Linked DNA regions of Mus musculus: region 1 is linked to region 2. A link is a loop called in an ENCODE intact Hi-C map of the cell type or tissue named here. Cell type or tissue: left cerebral cortex. All regions are shown on one strand. Each heading gives the region's core, and the rest is flanking DNA. Links, peaks and the distances in the headings are about the cores only.

The links. Peaks named below come from ENCODE experiments on the same cell type or tissue, not always from the same donor. Only the 100,000 strongest peaks of a DNase experiment are listed, where the experiment ranks them.
Region 1: a loop joins it to region 2, with 2.0 times the contacts of the local background. A loop is called at or near these places in 1 of 42 quality-filtered maps.

Annotation. Positions count from the first base shown.
Region 1 is chr16:22,764,979-22,770,353 of GRCm38, reverse strand. No RefSeq gene overlaps it. Among named protein-coding and RNA genes, the nearest start is that of Gm30416, 25 kb to the left of the region's middle. In left cerebral cortex, for the core only: a CTCF peak has its summit at 2,716; DNase peaks (open chromatin) are centred at 1,488 and 2,709; H3K27ac peaks cover 453 bases.
Region 2 is chr16:22,654,306-22,659,680 of GRCm38, reverse strand. It overlaps Dgkg (diacylglycerol kinase, gamma), which reads left to right and starts at 2,450. Exons shown (of 25, transcript NM_138650.2): 1 at 2,450-2,732. In left cerebral cortex, for the core only: a CTCF peak has its summit at 3,105; DNase peaks (open chromatin) are centred at 3,014, 3,464, 3,711, 4,498 and 3 more places; H3K4me3 peaks cover 2,670 bases; H3K27ac peaks cover 1,940 bases.

The DNA of each region.
Region 1 (5,375 bases), core at 124-5,123, 110 kb before region 2:
CGATTAAAGAAAAAGAGGCCCTGGATTTGAGAGAGAGCAAGGTGGGGTGCACAGAAAGGTTGAAGGGAAAAATTATGTAATTACATTTTAATTTAAGAAGAAAGTAGAACGAGCCATTGGGAGAAAGCCAGTAAGCGTTCCTCTACGGCCTCTGCTTTAGTTCCTGCCTCCAGGTTCCTTCCCGGCCTTCTCTTCATGAGGGACTGTCCTTTCCCTCCCCAGGTTGGTGTTGGTCAGTGTTTATCACAGCAATAGGAAACAAACAAGGAAAATGGGCTTGAGTTGTTTCAGATTCCTTCCTAAGCAAACATTTGCGTCTGCATTTAAGAAAAAATGGATTTATCCCTTTGAAAATGACCAATTCAGACATTTGACCTATGTAGCAGAATGGTGCAAGACTCAAAGCTGAGCTTTGGAGCCTGCCTGACACATATCACTCTTCCAACATGACAGGCAGATCGACTTCACTAATCCCCAGTTAGTCTGGCGGGGGGGGGGGGGGGGGGGAGGGGGGGGAGGGGGGGGCGTGTTCCTAGTGTTTGCAAGTGTTTTCCCTGCCCACCAGCAAAAACGACTAAAACTGCCCTTTCCCCTCTTTTACATCAGCTTCTGTGTCAGAAGTGGGAGCTGAAGGAAACAGGTCAGCACGCCTGGCTTTCCAAGCTGCTCTTCAGTGAGGAAAGGGGAAAGCACATTCCAGAGCTGGCTCTGAGTGACACTGAGCTATGTCCTTGGGGTCCATTACATGGGCTCTGTGCTTCCCAGAGAGGGCTGTTTATTTATTTTTTGTCACCAGCTCACTGAAGCCCCTTTAGGAGAAGTCACACCGTGACATCTAGTGCTCACCCCACGGGTCACAGCCTGGTCAAGGATGAGTGTGGGGCTTACAGCTGGAAAGGCTCTCGTGGAAGATTAGCTCTTCTTGTCTCAGGGCTCTTCATGCAGTTCCGACAGACCAGCTAAGGGACCTCCCTAGTGGCGTTGGGAGAGATGGTGTTATATCTGGTTTCATACAAAATTCCTTGGGTGTAAGATCCACACTCCAGAGATGAGGAAACCAAGGCCTGAAAAGGAGACTTGCCAACATGCTATGCCATTCCACCATCGCAGGACAGAACCATCTTGTAAAACTTTCTCCTCAGAGATGCTTTTGAACTGAGAGCAGAAAACTTGTGCATTGGTCTCCAGGGTTGAGCTGCAGGCCTCTCTATAGAAGAGACAGCACGTCTTTCTTCTCCCTCCTGCTATCTTTGGCATGGTTTTGAATGCCAATCTGTAGCCCTTTGCTTTCTCCCCCGAGGATCTGAATATTGGGTACTAGAAAAGGAGCCATAAAGAGGGCTCAAAGGAGCAGGAAGGGCCATGTCAGAGTAGGAGCCAGAGGGAGAACTAGGCAGTGGGTGAACAAACATCTCTCAGGGCTTCCCCAACACCCACCGCACTTTGGACAAATTTTCCTTATTTGTCTGTAAAGGGGATTTCGACTCATTCAAGACAAATTCATCCGGTTGCTAAGGCGATGATGGTGTTGTAGTCATCACTGCCATGGAAACCCTTCCACTGGCATAATATAAATATTTTCTTTTAAGAATAAGACGGGGAGTTGAGTGGGTGATAAGTTATTTTCTAATGCTCATGGACTATGGACAGAGCCTACAAATGGACGGAGAAAGGACGGGACCAAATTAGCTCACATTCTATAGAGTTCACAGAACAGGCTGTTTTTATTTATTTGTTTTAGATATAAAAGCCAAAAAATGTGAGGAGGCAAAAATACCAACTAAAATAGTCCATAGTTATGCAGTGCAGAGAAAGAATGTCCTGTTTTCTCTTGTTTCTCTCAGAGAGCCTTTGGACCAGTGCAACGGCATCTGTAGCTTCCAGGTCTTCCTCTTCTCTTTCTAGCTCCTTCCCTTTATCCTTCAAGACCTTCTCAGATGGAGGATGAAGTTTTCAGGGTCCATCAATGCTAGGAGGAAGTTCCAGGAGTAGTAGGGAATAATGCCTAGAATGGGGCTTGTCTTGCCTCCTTTGTGGTTTTGGAAGTGGGAAGCCACCGAGGTTTCTCACAGTCTCTACACAAGCACATTTTCAGGGTGGTACGGAGACACCAATGCATCCTTGTGAGAAATCTCCATCACTTAAGCATGGAGACAGGACCTGTGAAGTATCTCCTAACATGGAGACTTCAAGGCTCCCTGGTCTCTGCTCGCAAGAAGAGAGATAGGAAGATACCCTGTGTATAATGTCTCACTTTAAATCCTAGCATGTCATAACTTACAATCACCTGGGAAGAAAGGTTCCCAGAAGATGAGGTTGGCCAATGGACATGTATGTGGGGGATGGTCTTAATTGTTATTTGGCCCAGCCAATTTTGGGTGGTGTCATCCCAGGGAGGGGAGCCTGAAATAAGAGAGGAAAGAGCGAGCAAGCAAGGATCCAAGCATTTATGCTCTCTCTGCTCTTGACTATAGATATGGTGATTTAAGTATTTGAACTGACTCTTTCACAATAATGGACTATAACATGGAATTACAAGTCAAATATGTCCTAACTCCCCTAAGTTGCTCTGTGTCTGGTGTTTGTCACAGCAACAGAGAGAAACTAGGATTGACTAGCAACGGCAAAGCTACAGTTAAATAAGAGGAATGAGGAATAATGTTCTTAGGAGGTTGTCTGTAGTAACAAGAATTTACTGTAGGGGGCAGACAAGGTGGTTCCTTGGGTAAAGGCACTTGCTGCCAAGCCTGAGGACTGCAGTTCAATCCCTGGAACCTACTTGGTGGAAGAAAAGAGCTGACTCATGCGGGTTGTCCTGACCTCCACACTCACTCTGTGCCATACATGTCCAAGCCACCAATCCCACTTCATGCTCAGAGATACAATAAATATATGCAAAACTTTTAAAGAATTATTGTACGTTCCAAATCAGCTGGAAGAGAGGGTTTTGAATGTTATCATTATGAGGAAATGATAAATATTTGAAGGGCTAGATTTGCCTTCTGACTAAATCACCACACATGGTTACATGAATTAAAATATCAGTCTTACCCCGTGAGTATGTACAGTTACTATGAGCCAAGTTAAAAGAGTTGGTTCCAAGTCTAATTTTGTCATCCCGAGAACCCAGTGTGGGGCAGAATGCACCCTGGAGAACAGGGTCACCGCTCTGCCGGCCTCTAGAACATTTATGTCATGACTTCCGCCTACTTTTCTGCTGTGGGAATTTTGCTGGCCCGGAGCATCTGAAGAAATAGTTTCACAGAAGGCACGGGCAGGCTATGTGATGACAGGAGCTGGAAGCCGCAAGGATCCCGCATCTTGCTCTTGAAAGGTTTCCATAGGCTCCCAGGGGGGTGGGGGTGGGGAGTAAAGGCGGAGTTCTCCTCATCCGGTGCCATTTGTGACCGCGCTGGCCCTCCTAAGATGTGAATAGGCCTGAGAGAAGAAGAAGGTCCCTGTTTGTTCCTGTTCCTGTACATGCTCCGTGGGCTGGCCCGAGCGATCTCTCAGTCACGTGAGGAGGGTTAGGAGCTTTGGCTCAGACACAGCCTGTAACAGGGAAACAGCACCATCGGCAGGCAGACAATAACCAAATTTGGGGAATGAGTTCAGGCCCTGAAAATTACTAGAGTTCTATCACCGAGCTATAGACTTCTGGCCCCAACCCCTTGACTTTCTATTTTGAGACAGGTCCTCAAAAAGTTGCCAGGCTGGATTAAACCCACTCTGCAGTCCACACAGGCCTTTAGCTTGTGGTCCTCTGTCTCAGCATCTCAGCATCCCAGGTAGCTTAGATGACAGGCCCCGAGTCTCTAGACTTAGCTTGGAGGGCTCCTTTTTTTTTTTTTTTTTTTACCTCCCTGCTCCCACTCTCCTTCTGGTTCTATGTAATCTCCAATAATCAATCCCTGATTGATTGATTGATTTCTACTGCTTTGTCTAGAAACAAGGGAAGCAGGAAAAGACAATAATTGAAAGAGTGTATTCTAGAAATGTCTTCAGTCTTTAGCTACAAATATAATTCCTTTTATTAATTTAGCTCCTAGTGATGTTACTTTTTGCTAACTTGTCATCCCCTCTCCTCAATTTTTAAAAGAAGATTTTATTTTTGATTTTTAAAATTTTATGCGTATGAGCATTTTGCCGGCTTGCCCGCATGTGCACCATGTGTTTGCCTGGTTCCTGTGGATGCCAGAGGAGCATCAGATTCTCTGGAGCTGAAGTTACAAAAGATTGTGAGCCACCACGTAGGTTCTAGGAGTCGAACCCAGGTCCTCTGCAATAGCAGCCATTGTAACCACTGAGCCATCTCCACTCCGTTTCCCAGATTTAAATTCTGTGTTTGGTCAATTAATTGCCACGAATATCATTGCATATTTATCAATGAATAAATTCCCCTGGGTCTTGTGTCCATCAGACAGATTCCAAGGAGTGGGGCTTGTGAGTGGGACAATATATAGGTTTTCATTTAAAAGACGAAGCAAGTTGACAGGCAAACAGCCACTACACATTTCTTTTTCACTTCAGCTGAGCCATAGTGTCGAATCTAAATGTCACACTTGACACAAGAGAAACCCCGGCCAACTCTGGACAAGCGGTGCTCTGGCAAAGTCTGACGGACTCTTCGCTCACTAGAATTGCAACACTACTTTCTGACACACTTTGAATGCTTGCTTACTTGGATGCTGTGAGGAGCTGATGTTATCTTTGGCTTTATTCATGGATTCCGGCAAGTCAGCCCCAAATCTTTAATAGTAGTTGTTGCAGCTTCCTTTCTGCAACTGTGATAAAATACCTTGACAAAAGTCATTTAGATGAGGAGCGGCTTATCTGGCTTACATTTCCAGGCTCCATCACTGAGGGAACTCAAGCAGGAACTCGGGATAGAAACCATGGAGTAACACTTCTTGTTGGCTCACTCTGAGGCCCGTGCCTATTTGGCTTTCTTATACAGTCCGGGATTATCTGCCTAGGGATGGTGCTGCCCACAGTAGCCTAGGTCATTCTACATCCATTAACCATTAGCATAATTATTCACAGATATGCCCATAGGACACCCTGCTCTGTAAAATTCTTTGAGACTCCCTTCTCAGTGCATCAAATGGACAATTAAAGCTAACAAAGATTGGTTTCATGAATTATTAATTTCTAAAAATCAAAATGTCATATATGCAAGCTTGAAAGCCAAATTATCCTAAAATGACCATGTTGAAAACACCCACCTTCTACTCACTCCTTCACTTACTGTCCTTCACTGTTGTTCCTTAGAGATAACGACCCTCACTCTTTACCCAGCTCTTCTAGCCTTTGCCTCAATTCCCCTTTAACTCTCAGCCTGCTATTATCAGTTATTATTTATTTCCTCTGTGGTA
Region 2 (5,375 bases), core at 198-5,197:
CCTGGTCTTTGAGGCACACATCTACTAATCTTTCAGATCCCGTGCCCAGCCTGCCCCATCCACATTTTGTTTTATCAGACTAGCTGTTCGTTTTGCTGCTCCTATCTCTCATGCCTTCCATACTGCTCTGACCTTCATTATGACACTTTTCCTGCATGTCACTAGAGTGGAACTCAAGCAGCCACTTCTTAGCCTCTGTCAGCAAGGCTTCTTGTACTGTAAGTACCCTGTATCTGCTTAGATGTTTAACTCAGCACCACCATTGAATCCCCCAAAGGAATCTATTCACAAACCCTCTTGTGAACACTTTTGACTTCATAAACATATTTTATAGGAACAAGCACCTATTTACCAATCTTTATAAGCATTTCTGTTCTCCAAATTCTTGCTTGGCACCCTTTGCAGAGTTTCTTATTATTATATAATAACTTCCCTAGCATGCCAAGTTGGATCGCTACACTCTACTTCTGCCTGCCTTCCCCATTTATGCTATCAAGCTTATTATTTCCTTATTGTCAAAGACAGAAAGCTCCATGTTGTCCCAACTCTTGCCTGCAGCCATGCCTTCCCTATCCAGGCTCTCCTTCAAGTTAGCCTTCTCTAGAATGAGTCCGGACTAGGGAGAGACAAATGGTTTTCTGTGACACATGTGCAACTGTGGTTGCCTCCTCAGGGATGCAATTCAGAAGAGAAGAACTGCATCTTCCACAGTCACTCAGCCCAGCACAGCAAAGACATATACAGTAAGATTACAGCTCAATGGAGATGGTGTATACAGTAAGCCTATGCCCAGTGAAGATGTATACAGTAGGCCCATGCTTGGTGAACATATATACATTAAGCCTATGCTCAAGGAAGATGTATACAGTAGGCCTGTGTTCTGTGAGTATGTGTACAGTAAGCCTGTGCTTGGGCCTGCCTTTTTAAAAGACAAGACACTAACATTTCTAAGCCCTTTCTGTCTTTCCATTCCTCTTTTCTCCCAGGTGAGGTCCATGACGGGAGTCAGTGCGAAGTGCCTGAAAAGATAGCAGGAACTTTAATAAATATTCTCGGAATGAGTAAGTCAGTACCTGACATGGAAACAAGAAGATGAAGGACAAACTCACACACGTGTTACAGAACACCCTCACACCAAGTGTGTCAGCCTGGCTGAGGGCAGCTCTGAGAAGCTACCCAGGGGCCCTGGATCAAAGAATGGATTGTGGATGAAGTGTGAGCACAGGGTATCATCCATCCATCCATTGGCTTTGCCCTTATCATCATGCGGAAGGAAGTGTAAGAGCTCTCAGGACTTCTGTTCTGTCTTGGTTCCATCACCCCCTGCTAGTGGCCAGGGATGAGTTAACCACTGGGTCTTTCAGTGCTTTTCAACAGTCACGTCTGCAGCTTCCTCCCCAGATGCCTAGACACACAGTCCCCTGCTCCTCTGCGTTCCGAAAAAAAAGCTTTTCTTGGCTGCAGTTCCACACAGGGACCTCCACTGCCCACTGGCAGAAGAGAATTCTTGGCTGTGGAAACGGGTGAACTCCACATATTTTACAGATGAGAGTAAACTCCTGGTGACTCTAAATGTGGTGTGAAACTGACAAAAGTCATTCTGTTGAAATAACATCGCCGCTGCTGCCACCCTACGCAGACACCCGCGTCATGGAAAGAAAAGGTCCCACAGGTCCCCGTGCCTCTGCCACTGCAGCCTCTTGGGCCTTATCCTCAATCCCACGTCATTTTCTCTAATTTTCTACTTTTCCTTTTTTTTTTCTAGTTCTCTTTTTTCTTGTGCATGTATATTTTGTTTGTTTTAGAAGTGTTTTATTTGTCCTGTAGGAAGACTACCCAATGTCATGCAAAGACAAAGGAGAAAAATCATAATCTTTAGTCCTGAGACCTTACCCATCCATCAGAGCCCCTTTCTGCTTAGCTAGATTGATCCCGACCATGTATGCCTGCAGAGGAGAAATAATCACCAATCTGCTGCCACTGGGTCAAGATTGTCAGAAATGTCCTTCTGGACGGGATCGATGACAATGGACATCAGAGACAGCGAGTTCCTAGAAAACAGAGAACTTGTTGATTTATTTTTATGTTAATATATTTTTCTTTGCTTTGGTTGGAATATTTAGGCAGCTCAGACCCCTAGGTTTCTAGGTTAAGGAACGTAAACAGCCAGAGGACATTGTATTTTTCAAGTAATGTCCTCTACCTTGATGTCAGCTGGTTTCTCACAGCCACCAACCAGCACTCTGACCAAAGCCCTGCCAGCCAGGAGTGCCCTGATCATGTACAGAGGTTCCCACCCAACGCATCCGTGGGTGTGCGAGTGTGCGCGCAGCACGTGTTTATGTGTGTGCACCAGTGTGTTTGTGGGGTGCGCGTGTGTCTGCGCGCGCGGGTGTGTGGCGGGGGCGGGCACTGCGCCCGGGGGGCAGGGCTCCGCAGCGAGAGTGGCAGCTGGACTTGCGATGCTGCGAGGGACAGGGTGCAGAGCCGCAGTGCCGTAGCGGGTAGCAGAGGCAGCCTTCCCTTCCAGCAGCGAAGGCGGAAGACCCCGGGGCGCCAACCCTGGTGGCTGCCTGATGTCTCCGCCCCAGAGAGGGCTGCACCGGGAGATCGCCCGGGCGCCCGCTTCGGTCCCCTTCTGTCTCTCGGTTCCTCTTTCCTCCCAAGTAAGGGAATAAGCGGCTAGGAGGGAGCGCCCCCGGCAAGCGCGCAACCAAGTGTTGCATGGTGAGGTAAGACCGCGACCGCGAACCAGGGATCACCAGTTTGGGGGGACCCGGCAGCAACTTGGAGAGCCAGGGCAAAGCAAGAGTGGGTCCCGCGATAGGGAAAGGAACTGCAGACGAGGCCCCTGCGCTCATCTTGACCGCGCCACCTGCCACAAACCCTGGCCAGAGGGGATGCGCCAGTGGACTGGGCAGGGTGGGGCCCCCTCCCTATGTGGTCGGTGCAGAAGCGAAGGTGTGCAGAGGACAAGCGGCCTTGCTTCGGGCAATTTGCTGAAGCAACTGGTCAAATGCCATCCTTTCTTACGTTGACTCCAGGGTATCCAGAGCGCGGCACAGGGAACCCGAGGGCTGCGGGGAGCAGAGAATGTCTTTCTGCTGTCTGGCCGCCAGAGCCTCTGACAGTCTCGCAGGGTTCTGAGACTTTGGGACACTCCAAGTTCAAAGCCTCTAGGGTGGTGGGTTTAGAGAGAAGCTGAAGAGAATACAGACACCTTGGCAAATAAAAGGGGTAGCGTCGTGGGAATCTAATATCGGCCTGTTTCTTTTGGGTCACAAGACCTGTCTGTGTTGGTATCTCTATAAGGGAACCTCCAGAATTACCTGTGGGGCTGTGAGGCCGTGGGACATACACGAGAACTCCTCAAGACCCCCGCACACATATCTCCTGATGTCTCTTTCTTCAGAACTAGTGAACTAGAATTTGAGGAGGGGGCTGTGGAGCTCGTAAAAGCCCTACAGGTGATTCAGGGGCTCTGCCTCCATCCCTGCTGTGGACAGGGAAGAAAAGCACCATATGCAAGCAGTCCCGTTGTGCAATTCTGGGTAGCTAGGTAGCGGAGAGACCCCTCCCTCAGTCGCCGGGGGTGGGAGGAGGAGGGCACCAGGAGGGTCTGCTGAGGGGCCAGATGACATGTGACTGAACCACAGTGGCGTTCAAGAGTGCTGGGTGGACCTGCGGACTCACTTGTCCCGGCTGCTAGATTATCTGTCCGTGCCTCATTAGCATACGATGGCCTCCCTGTGGGGAGCAGGACCTAGGAGAACTGTTTGTCAAGCTTTCGGTTCGGGGCCTTAGGGGACACATCATAGATCTAGAGATGTACAATGACCACCTCCAAACATCATGAGGGACAGTAGTCTGCCCTTCTGGTCTGGAAGGGGACATCGACTTTGTTATCTTGGTGCCTGGGATTCAGTGTTCATAAAACGCAGCTTCAGGATCCACTTGCTGGAGTACAGGGTATCCCCACAGTCAACAAAGGACTGAAGGAGTGACATTGGCTCACGGGGCAAACATCAGAAAACAAATGTGTGTGAGAACACACACACACACACACACACACACAGAGAGAGAGAGAGAGAGAGAGAGAGAGAGAGAGAGAGAGAGAGAGAGAGAGACTGTTTACAACTATAACCTTCTCAGTCTATGGGTGTCCCCTAACATGGGAAGATGTTTCTTGCTTAAAGGGTTGTATTTGCCAGAAATTTTACTTTGAATATAAATTATACTCATTAAATAAAACAGCTGCAACTAAGCTAATTTCCTGTGGTGCTTCTGGTCTGATCTAAGCGCCTCCCCACCCCCATCCCTTTAACATGTAACTCCAGCCACCTAGGCATTACCGTTTCCGGGAAAGATCTGAAGGTGGTGTGTGTATGTGTCCCATGTTTCTGTGTGTATGTACATGCCCCGCGCCTGTGTGTGCATGTTCAATATCTGTGTGTATGTATCCCATACTTCTCTCTATGTGCATGCCTCCCGATTTGTATACATGTTGTGTGTGTGTACTCGCACAAGAGAGAGAGGGAGAAGGGGGGAGGGGAGATCCTCTATCACTTTCCACCTTATTTTTAGAGACAGGGTCTCACTAAACATGAAGCTGACTGATTCAGCCAGACTGGCTGGGCACGAAGCCTGGGAACCCTCCTATCTCTGCCTTCTCCGGGCTGAGCCACAGCTGCCTTGCCCTGCTTGGCACATTGTGTGAGGACTGGAACTCAGACCTGCCATGCCTAAGCCACAGATATTTGACTGATGAGCCACCTCCCCAGCTCCCATTCACTTGATGTTTTTATGTAGTCTCTTGTTCAGATCAACCAAAATTATGAGGGGAAAAAAAATAAACATCTGAGCAGCTTGGAATGTAGAGTCTCCTCCTGTGGAAGGTGGAAGAAACTCCTATGACCCCAGCTTCTCAGCTGCCCACCACACACCTCACCAACAAGCGTCAAGGACCCCCATCCCCCGCTCCACATATCCTGTCCCTCCTTGGGACCCAGCAGTTGTGAGACTTTGTGTCTGCCAAGGCTGGCCCCAGCTCCTCCCCTGGAAGGGAAAGGGGAAGTGCTGTTTCATTGTGGGTAACATTCTTTTTTTAAAAATATCATATTGTATTACAACATCATGATAGACTTCTAATATAATAGTAGTTCCTGCCCAGTGCAGAAAATTTGGGGAATTAAAAGTAAGAAAAAAAATTATATTGCCCAAGATTCCTACCACTCAGACCCCACATTTTTAATACATTGACATATTTCTCTTCTGTCTATTTTTATGCCTTGAAATCATACGCTCCATAGAGGGCTAGCATTTGTAGGTAACCTAATAAATGTACTTTGCGTGGTTTTAATCATTTTATCTTCATT